2 separate regions of the Homo sapiens genome follow, and region 1 is linked to region 2. A link is a contact called in ENCODE Hi-C data. All regions are on one chromosome and are shown on one strand. Each heading gives the region's core, a stretch centred on a gene start or an enhancer-like site at or near the end of the contact. The rest is flanking DNA. Distances are from core to core; before and after follow the strand shown.

Evidence for each region. A loop is a pair of places that touch in the nucleus more often than their neighbours do. Pooled maps may share reads with other maps.
Region 1: a pooled map shows a loop between it and region 2 (2.7-fold over the local background). The contact joins the promoter of SLC16A3 here to the promoter of NOTUM in region 2. A Hi-C loop is called at or near these places in 3 of 50 pooled maps.

Annotation. Positions count from the first base shown.
Region 1 is chr17:82,227,014-82,231,678 of GRCh38, forward strand. It overlaps SLC16A3 (solute carrier family 16 member 3), which reads left to right and starts at 2,029. Exons shown (of 5, transcript NM_004207.4): 1 at 2,029-2,093. RefSeq lists silencers at 1,085-1,314, 1,405-1,484, 1,535-1,674, 1,835-2,154, 2,275-2,434 and 2 more.
Region 2 is chr17:81,959,750-81,964,148 of GRCh38, forward strand. It overlaps NOTUM (notum, palmitoleoyl-protein carboxylesterase), which reads right to left and starts at 1,438. Exons shown (of 11, transcript NM_178493.6): 1 at 838-1,438. The coding sequence starts at 1,160. RefSeq lists enhancers at 1-148, 149-711 and silencers at 1-264, 295-374, 641-784.

The DNA.
Region 1 (4,665 bases), core at 779-3,278, 270 kb after region 2:
GCTGACTGGCCTGCCTGCTCCCCTCCCCTCTGAGGGCAGGGAGGCTCCACCCCAGCTCTGGGTGGACAGTCCTGGGGCCCACACCCAGGGGAAGCCATGCCTAAGAGGGGGCCAGGCCTGGGGGTCAGAACCAAACCACAGGTGCTCCCTGGGACCCCTGGAGGGATGACTGGGCGTCTTCCCAGCTGGGAGAAAACCTGGCCCTGGCAGGGGCGCCCCTTTGTCCTTCAGGAGGCAGGAGGGGGCAGTGAGGTCCCAGGCTCTCTGGCTCTGTCTCCCTCCCCCTGTTGCTGCTCTACGGTGGGGGTTCAGGGTTCAGGGATCAGGGCCAAGCTGTAGGCAGATGTGGAAGGTGTCTCGGTGGCTTCAGTGGGGGCCCCAAGCCCAGCTGGCAGGCCTGGTGACTCAACAATCTGGGATGGGGAGCACGGTACCCTCGCCTCCCCGGCAGGCAATACCCCATAGGGGACCCATTCCCGCAGCTGTCCACGGTGCCTCGCACCCCTCTGCTGCTCTCCCTCCTCAGAAACTGATGAATCGCCTGGTGCAGGAAGATGGGAGCACCACCTGCCCTGGGCGGGAGCACCACCTGCCCTGGGCGGGAGCACCACCTGCCCTGGGCGGGAGCACCACCTGCCCTGGGCGGGAGCACCACCTGCCCTGGGCGGGAGCAGCACGGGCCAACTAAGTAGAGTCTTCATCTGTGAAGTTGGAGGCCCCCTCACCACTTGCCACAGGCCTGTGTTCTGCTCACAGGCACGTGCCCTCATCTTGATGTTTGGGGATGGGGGTGGTTGGGCCCCAGGTAGGGGTGAGGGCCAGACCCAGCCTCTGTGAATGCCAGCGGGAGGGTGGGCTTGTAACATTACATAGAAAGAACAGGCGGCCTTACTGGACCTGATGTCCCGCAAGGCTGGGCTGCAGATGGAGAGCCAAGGCCCACACGGCCTCACTGTCAGGGGTGGCCTCCCCTTGCCCTCTGGAGGGGTCCTCCATTGATACCCCCTGCCTCCTTTGTGTGTGAAGGCACGGGCTTACCAGTGCCTCGGTCCCCGAAGCCCCCGGGTCCGGGAGGGGCCAGTTAAAGCATTCCTGTGGCCCTGGCAGGGTGGCCCTGACAACTAGACTCCTTGGTCCAGGCCAACAAAGGCCTTACTCCCTGGAGCCACCTCAAACCTCAGCACCCAAAGCGGCCCGTTATTTCCATGTTGCAAATGAGAGAAAACAGGCTGGGAGAAGCACCTCACGAGGTCCAGCGGGTGGGCAGCCCTCGCCTCCCCGAAGGTGGGAGCCGCCCCGGCCTCCGCGTCGGGTTCTGGGCCGCGAGAGGGGCGGGGCAGGGGCGCAGGGCTGGAGTCGGTGGCTTTGTAGGGCCCCGCAGGGCGCGGAGCCACCTGGGGAAACGGAAGTTCAGGGAGGGCGAGGCCGTGCCCCACATCCAGGCAGCGCAGGCCGCGGGCCGCTCCCCTAGCCAGGAAGAGCCGCCGTCCGCACCGGGACCGGAGAGGAAGCGGAGGTCTGAAGGGGGACAGGTCGGACGTGGCCTCAGAGAGGGAGGATGTGGGCCCCGGAGCTGAGCCAGGCGGCCGGAACCCCACGGGACCCGCGCGCACCTCCCCACCAAAGGGGCCCCGGCGTTGGGGGGCGAGGGGTCGCTGCCCTGGAGGACGTTGGGACCTGCCGCGCTGCGCTCCGAGGCGGGGAAACGGAGGGACGGCGGGGCGGAGGGGCGAAGCGAGCCTGGACTCCGGGGGAGGCGAGGCCGGGAAGACCCAGTCCCGAGGAGCAGAGGGGGCGGGCCAGCTCCGGGCCGGGGGCGCCGACGGGGCCGGTTCCGGTTGGGGGGGTCCCTGGGCCCGGCGGGGTTGCGGGACGCGCCGTCGGGGAGCTGCGGCCCGGGAGCCCGTCCGGAGGCGGCGCGGGGTCCGGGCGGGGCGCGCAGGGGCGGCGCCAGGCGGTGACGTGCGCGGGGGACGTGCCGCGCCAGCGACCCGAGCACTTAAAGTCGCCCCCGGCGCGGAGCGGACCGGCAGAGGCGGGCAGAGGCGGCGAGAGGCGGCGAGAGGCGGGCTGAGGCGGCCCAGCGGCGGCAGGTAGGCGCGGCCGCGATGCTCGCGCGCGGGCCGGGGCCCAGGAGCTCCCCCGTGCCGGGCAAGGGGGCGACCTCGGGGTCCGCGCTCTCACCCCCACCCCGCCCACTTTGTCCATCAGGTCCGGGGGCGCCCGGGGCATGGACTAGCCTTCTCGACCCCGAGCGGGCCCCACCGAGGGCTCCCGAGAGCCAGCCGCGCCCCTCCGCGCCCTCGCATACCTGGCTGCCCAGTCTCGTCTCCCCCGGTCCGGCCCGGCGCCCACCCGTCGGGCTGCCCTCAGGGGCTGGGCTCGGGCCAGGAGATGGCTGCGCCGGCGGCCAAGCCCGGTCCGGGTATAAATAGCTCGGTCCGCGGTGGCGGGGGGCGCGGGCTATATTTGGTGGGGCTGCTGCAGCCCTCCCTGTATGGGTGGCCTCCCCGAGGGAGTGGGGAGCACTTGCGCTCGGGCCGTGGCGCTTTCCCCTGTTCGCAACACCCTGAACACTCCCCGACCCACACCCGCCCTTGGGCAATGACTAACAGCCCGAGACCGTGCAGGGAAGTGGGGGACCCTCTCCAGAGCCAGGCTGGGCTCCCTGGGTTCGCCCTACCTCCACCCCTGGCCCCCAGCTCGTGGGAAAACCAGGCGCAGCCTTTGGTAGCCTCCCACTTCCTAACCCACGCCTCAGTTTCCCTATACGAAAAGTGGGTTGGTCAGGAGCCTCCCTGGGTGTTGGGCCAGTCAAGAGACAGGAGCCGCAGAGTGGAAGGGAAGCCCTTAGCTCTGGCCGGGGCCTCCAGGGGTGGCTGGAGTCGGTGAGGGACGATGGGGGGAGCCGAGGGGCGGCTGTCCTCCTCTCTGTCCCAGAGGCATGGGCTGAAAGGGTCCCTCTCCTGGTGATGGCCAGAGTCAGGCCTGCTGGGCGGGAAATGGCAGTTGGCCCACCCCAAGGCCCAGGGGCTTGTCCATGCTGAGCACAAGGGTGGGAGGTCTTGTGTCTGTTGGGGCCGGGGAGTCCAAGGTCCCAGCTTCACTGCACAGGCCTGGAAGTCAGGTGGGTGCTGGCCTGACCCTGCTGAAGGAGGGTCTATTCCGCCAGCGTGGTGTGGAGGCGGCTGGGCTCGACTCCCTCATGGAGGGAAGGAACTGAGGAGGTGCTAGGAGGCCGTGGGGGGGTGTCTGCCCCCAGAGAGGCTTTGAGTGCATGGGGGCTCTGCCGTGGCACGTGCAGCGTCTGTCCCCCAGGGCCCCATGGTGTGGACAGAGTCTGGGGTGGGCACCTGGAGGCCTGGTCTCAAGGCAGGCTTGGTAACGACCCCATGTGACCTTGGGCAGGGCCCGCCATCCAGGCCACCCAGAAAGCCATGTGGCCTGCACGATCAGGCCAGACCCCACTGACTGGAGCGGGGCACTTTACTTTGGAGGGGCAGCTACCAGAGGGCTCTATGGATCCCAGCCCAGCCGTCAGGCCGGACGGGTCCCCCCTACTGGCCTGCAGTGACCCTTATGCCAGGCTCGGCTGGCTCAGCGGTGGGTCCTGGGGTGACCTGGCCACGTGGGACAGAAGGGCCTGTGCCGCTCCCTCCAGTGAGGTGCCAAATGTGGGCCACACTCTGGGCCCCAGCGGGGGCCTTCCGGGCAGTGGCGCAGAGCCATTGGAGGTGCCCGGGCCCTGGGGCAGGGGCGGGGCGGGAGCAGACAGAGCTCAGGGCGTCCTCCTAGCGTCACCTGCCCGAGTCAGGCCCATCTGTGAAATGGGCCACGCCGGGCAGCCGCACGCAACGGAACCGAACCGCCGGGCTCCTGCTCCGAGACCCGCAGTTCACGAGTCGACGCCCCCGAGTCCCGAGCCGCGCCCACTGGTCCCACCTCTGCAGCAAGTGGAGTCGGCCCCGCCCTGTGGCTTCGAGGCCCCGACGCCTGGCGCGGCTCCCGGGCTCCGCTGACCCCGGTGGACCCGCGCGCCGGCAATTACGGTAGCGTCCAGTAGGGCGCCTACTGCGGGCAATACGGGGGCTCCTCCCATGGCGCGGTCACGTCCCCCACGTCCCGCGGCTGGCGGGGCGGGGCCGGGCGGAGCATCCTTCCCTCCCCCTCCCCCGGGTGGGCCCCGCCCAGCCTCGACCACCCGCGCCGACCCCCGCCCGCAGAGCCGGGAAGCCGGAACCCGCAGGCGCCCTCCAGCCGTCCCTCCGGCCCGGGCGGGGATTGCGCCGAGGAGGGGCCTCTCCTGGCGAGGGTGGAGTTTTGGGTTCCCCCCTTCGCCCCGCACCTCCCGCCTTCCTGCCTCCTCCCGGTCTTCACCTTCCCCCCCGGGTCCCCACGACGCCCGCTGGGCGGCGGTGGGGTAGGGGGCGCCTCCTGACCCGACTCCCCTTCCAGCCTTGGCCTTCAGGCACTGGCTTTAGGGTGGAGGGGCGGCCTTGCGGGGTCCAGGAGGCCTCGGAGGTGGGGGACGGCGGCTCTGGACCAGCTCCGGCCCCCACCACCTCCCGGCCCCAGGGCGGTGACAGCCTTGCGGAGAAGGGGTCTTCAAAGCTCTGAGACCCCGCAGTGCCAGCTCAGGATTGAAGCCTGCGGCGGCACATGCAG
Region 2 (4,399 bases), core at 188-2,687:
GCGCGCCCAGCTCCGGCGGAGGGAACGCGCCACCTGTTCCGGCCGCGCGCGACGGTCGCACGGGGGCGCCCTCGGCCAGGCCCACGGGGAGCTCAGGGACGGCGGCGGTCCCGGGAGGTGGCGCTCGCGGGGCGGGGAACGGGCCGCGCGGGGCTGTGGTCCGTGGAAAATCCCCACGTTCCGCCCGGCGCGGGTCCCGCTGTCACCTCGGCGCGGGCGGCGGTCCTCCCGGGGCGCGCGGCGGCGCTTGAAGCGTGAAACGCGTCCGCACTGAAGGAGCGCGCTTGGCGGGGGAACGGGACGCCGCGGGGAGCGCGGGAGGCGCGGGCGGCACCGACCCGGCGGGGGAGCCTTCCTGCCGAGCCCCGACCCCACGCCCAAGTCTCCCGCTGTCCCCGGCTGTCCTCGGCCTGTTGAGCGCGTGGGCGGCCCCGCCGCTCCCCGACCCCCGACCTCACGTCTTTTATCTACTTCGGGGCTGCAAGGAGGTGGGCAGCGGGCCTCTCCCCGCCCCCCGGTGTCGCCGGTTCCCGCTGGAGCCAGGCGCGCTCTCGGGCTGCCATCTCCCCGCCCCGGGACCGAAGGACGCCAGCAGAGCGGCTGGGCCCAGAGGCCGAGGGGTCAGTGCCCGAGCTGGCCGGGGACCAGCCCTTCCAGCGCCGCTCCGCTCCCCACGCGGAGAGTCACCGAACCGGGCACTCCTCGGGGCCAGGACCGCGGGGCGCCCGACGGAAGCCCTTTCTCCCCGGGGAGAGAACGGCCGCGGCCCGCAGGGAAGGTCCAGCCGGAGACCGGGCGCGTCGGGCGGGGCGGGGAGGTGCAGGGCGCGGGCCTTACCCGGCGGGGCTGCCGTCGTTGCAGGTCACCGAGGTGTTGAGTAGGAGGTGCAGGCGCAGGTCCTCGTTGAGCTGCTGCGCGGAGCAGGGGTACAGGGACTGCGCCAGGCTCTTGACTTGCGCCATGAAGCTGTCCATGTTACCCTCCACGGCCGTGAAGTCCAGCGGGAAGCTCTCCACGGGCTGTCCGGCCGCCGGCGCCGCCTCGGTCCGCGGGGGAGGAGGCGGCTGCTGACCCCGGCGCCGCCAGGTCTTCCTGCCCTCGCTGCCCCCGGCGCAGTGCAGCAGGCTCAGCAGCAGCAGCACGCGCACCCCTCGGCCCATGGCCGCGTCCACCTGCGGGGAGCGGGCGGCCTTGAGGCGGCGGCGGCGGCGGCGGGGGATGCCGGGCCGGGGGTGCCGGGCCGGGGGTGTCGGGGGCACTGGCCGCTCCTGCTCCCTCGCCCCCGCTCCCGCCCGCCGGGCCTGGCGGAGAAGGCGCGCGCGGCTCGGCGTCGAGGCGCTCGGGGCCGGGTGCCGTCGGCCTCCGCAGCTGGGGCTCCGCGCCCGGCCGTCCGAGGGCAGCGCAGGGTCTGGGTGCGCTGGCTGCGGCCCGCGCCAATGAGCGGCGGGGGCCGAGGCTGGGCTTATTTGCGGGGGCCGCGGCGGCCCGGGTGCCCGCGCGTTAGATGTGCCGCCGCCGCCGCCCGGGCTCGGCGGAGGGGGGAGGGGGCCGCGCTCGCTCTTTTCTTGGCGGAGGCATCGCCTTTTCTTCCCAAACCGCAAGCCTGACGGAGGGGCCTGGACTACCCCGCCGCGGCCGCCGGAGGCGCTCCCGGCCCGGCTCCGTGGGGGGGCAGCGCGGCCGGGCGGCCCCGGCGGCTCCATTCACCGCGGCCAGCCCGGCGCCGCCGCCCCCCCCCGCGGGGCAGCTGGAAGGGGCGGCGGCGACGGGGAGGGGCGAGGCTTTTCCGCGCCTGCCGGGGTGGGGGGCGGGGAACTCCGCCCGCGGCGCAGCTGGCCGAGCCCGACGGGCTGGGGGCGCGGGGCAGGCGCGCTCACCTGGAGCCGCCAGTGTCCCTCTCATCCCCCAGTGCCCAGGCCCAGAGCAGGCCGTGGGGGATTCGGACCCCGGCCCGCATCGCCCCACCTCGCGCAGCCCTGGGGCCCCGCTCTCACCGCGGCCAGCGCGGGCGGCCCAGTGGCCCCGTCCTCTCAGCGCCCCTGGCCCTGCGCCGTCCCGCTGGTGCGCCCGGCTCGGCTGCGCTCCCCCTCTGGCGCTGGCGCGGAGCCGCCAGGGACTTTTATCCAGCAGGGCCCCCCGGGATCAAAGCGGCGGCGGACACAGGGCTTCCAGCCGAGGGCCCGGCAGCAGTGGCGCCGGGGCCTCCTGGAGAAGCGGACAGGTGGGGCGCGAGGTCCTGGCTCCCTCGGAGACCTGCGGGAGGGACCGCGCGCCCCAGCAAGGCGCCGCGGGGGAGTCGCTCAGTTCCGGGGCGCTCCTGCTGGCGCTGGGGTCAGAGAAGCAGCTACGACTTAAGGAGATCGCGGGGCCAGAGGTGAGGTCCTGGATCTCCGCCCGCCCCAGCCTGGCTGCTGGCCCCATGCCGAGGACCCCCCAAGAACCTGCCCCAGCCGCCACTGGGGGAGGAGGCCAAGGGTCCAGTGGCTGCCCGCTAGGCCTCTGCTTGCGGCCCTTCATGCCACGAAGGGCACCTGCCCCATGCTTCACCTTGGAGAGCACCCCTGTCCACTCCCGAGGCTCTGGGCAGTGGGGTTAGAACAAGGTTCCTGTGGGAAATCAGTACTGGAGCAGGGTGGACAGGAGGGGTTCAGGAGGTTTCCTGCTGGGGTGAGCGCGGGTGGGATGGACAAAAGAAAGGAAAGGACATACGCAGGGCCAGCGGGGCCGGGCAGACTTTCTCCTTCACCCTCCGGTCTGAAGCCTGCTGGGCGCCATGACACCCATTTTAAAAATAGGAAACAGGTCTTACGTTTCAGGACAACCAGGTCTTACATTTCAGGACAACGATCTAGACACAAGCAGAGCTTCCAGAGCCCCTCCTAATTCAGGACAGTGGGGAGCCTACGGCACCACGTGGGGCAGGAGAGCAGAGGCGCAGGGCGGTGCCTGCAGCCAGGATGCCCCCGAGCCGCCGGCCGGGGCCATGTGGACGTCCTCCTTGCCAGCCCCGGGCTGAGTGAGGAGCTTAGGGAGAAAGTCCCAGCGCCGCCTGCACCCGCAGACAGCCGAGTTACCTGGGCTCTTGTGAAACAGAGAGACCAAACGCTGGGAGCTGTTGCCCCGCGCATTCGATGGGTGTAAGGCACCCCAGTGTAAACCACAAGGCCTAAGATCAGGCTGGGGTGCCCTGGAGGTCAGCCTAACCTGGGGACATTCTCAGAGGGAGGCAGGCTGTCACAAACTCAGGTCCCTCTCCCCACAGGGCAGGTTGCAGCATTTTCCTGACGAGGGGAACTGAGGTTCAGGGACACTAACAGAAGAGCTGAGGCTCACCCTTAGCTCTCTGCTCACTCAGAAATCCCCCCTGCTGTCCCTCCGCCGTCGGGTCAGTTTAAAAGCCAAGTGTGGGGCTGGCCAAGGGCAGTAGCTTCAGACGCAGGTCCCATCCTGAGGCGTTCTCCCACCCACACCCCGGCGGGGAAGGCTGACCCAGGGCAGATTTCAGCGTCCAGCAGGAACCTGTCCGGAGGAGGCCTCTCCCGCCGGGCACCTGTTATTCCAAGTCCGGAGCGTGATGGCATCTTCCAGCTGGCTGCACAGGGTTGATCTTCACACCGCCCTGGCTCTGAGCCATCTCCTGGTGCAGTATGGACATCCCAGGGAAGGCCTGTGACCTTTCCTTATGCCTGTGCTTCCTCTCATTTATTTATTTATTTATCTTTTTGAGACAGAGTCTTGCTCTGTCACCCAGGCTAGAGAGCATGACGTGATCTCGGCTCACTGCAACCTCTGCCTTTCGGGTTCCAGCAATTCTCCTGCCTCAGTTTCCCGAGTAGCTGGGACTACAGGCGTGTCCCATCACGCCTGCCTAACTTTTTTGTATTTTTAGTAGAGACGGGGTTTCACCGTGTTAGCCAGGATGGTCTCAGTCTCCTGACCTCGTGATCCGCCCACCTTGGCCTCCCGAAGTGCTGCGATTACAGGTGTGAGCCACGGTGCCCCGCCGCTTCCTCTCCTTTAAAGCGGGGTGATAACAGTGCCTCTGTCAGAGGGCTGTTGTGGGATTATAAGAGCCCACTTGTGAAATTGCGCGGTAGGGGTGGCAGTCATGATCACCGATGAAAATTCCAGGACGGGAGAAGACCATGTGCGTTACAGTTTCTGACGTCTCCTGTAATGCGATGGAGCCTGCATGTTGAACCGAAATGAGTTCACATTTTGGTTTATTCAACACTGGTAGCAGACGCCAGAAGAGGCTCAAACCCAAGACTTCCCCAGAACCTCTGCCCTTCCTCCACCTCCCCCCATTCCCCTCTCCTCCGAAGCCCCTTGCCGTGACCGGATGACTGACAAGGCTGCAGTCCTACGGCCGGGGACGGGGCTCCCGAGGCTCAGCAGC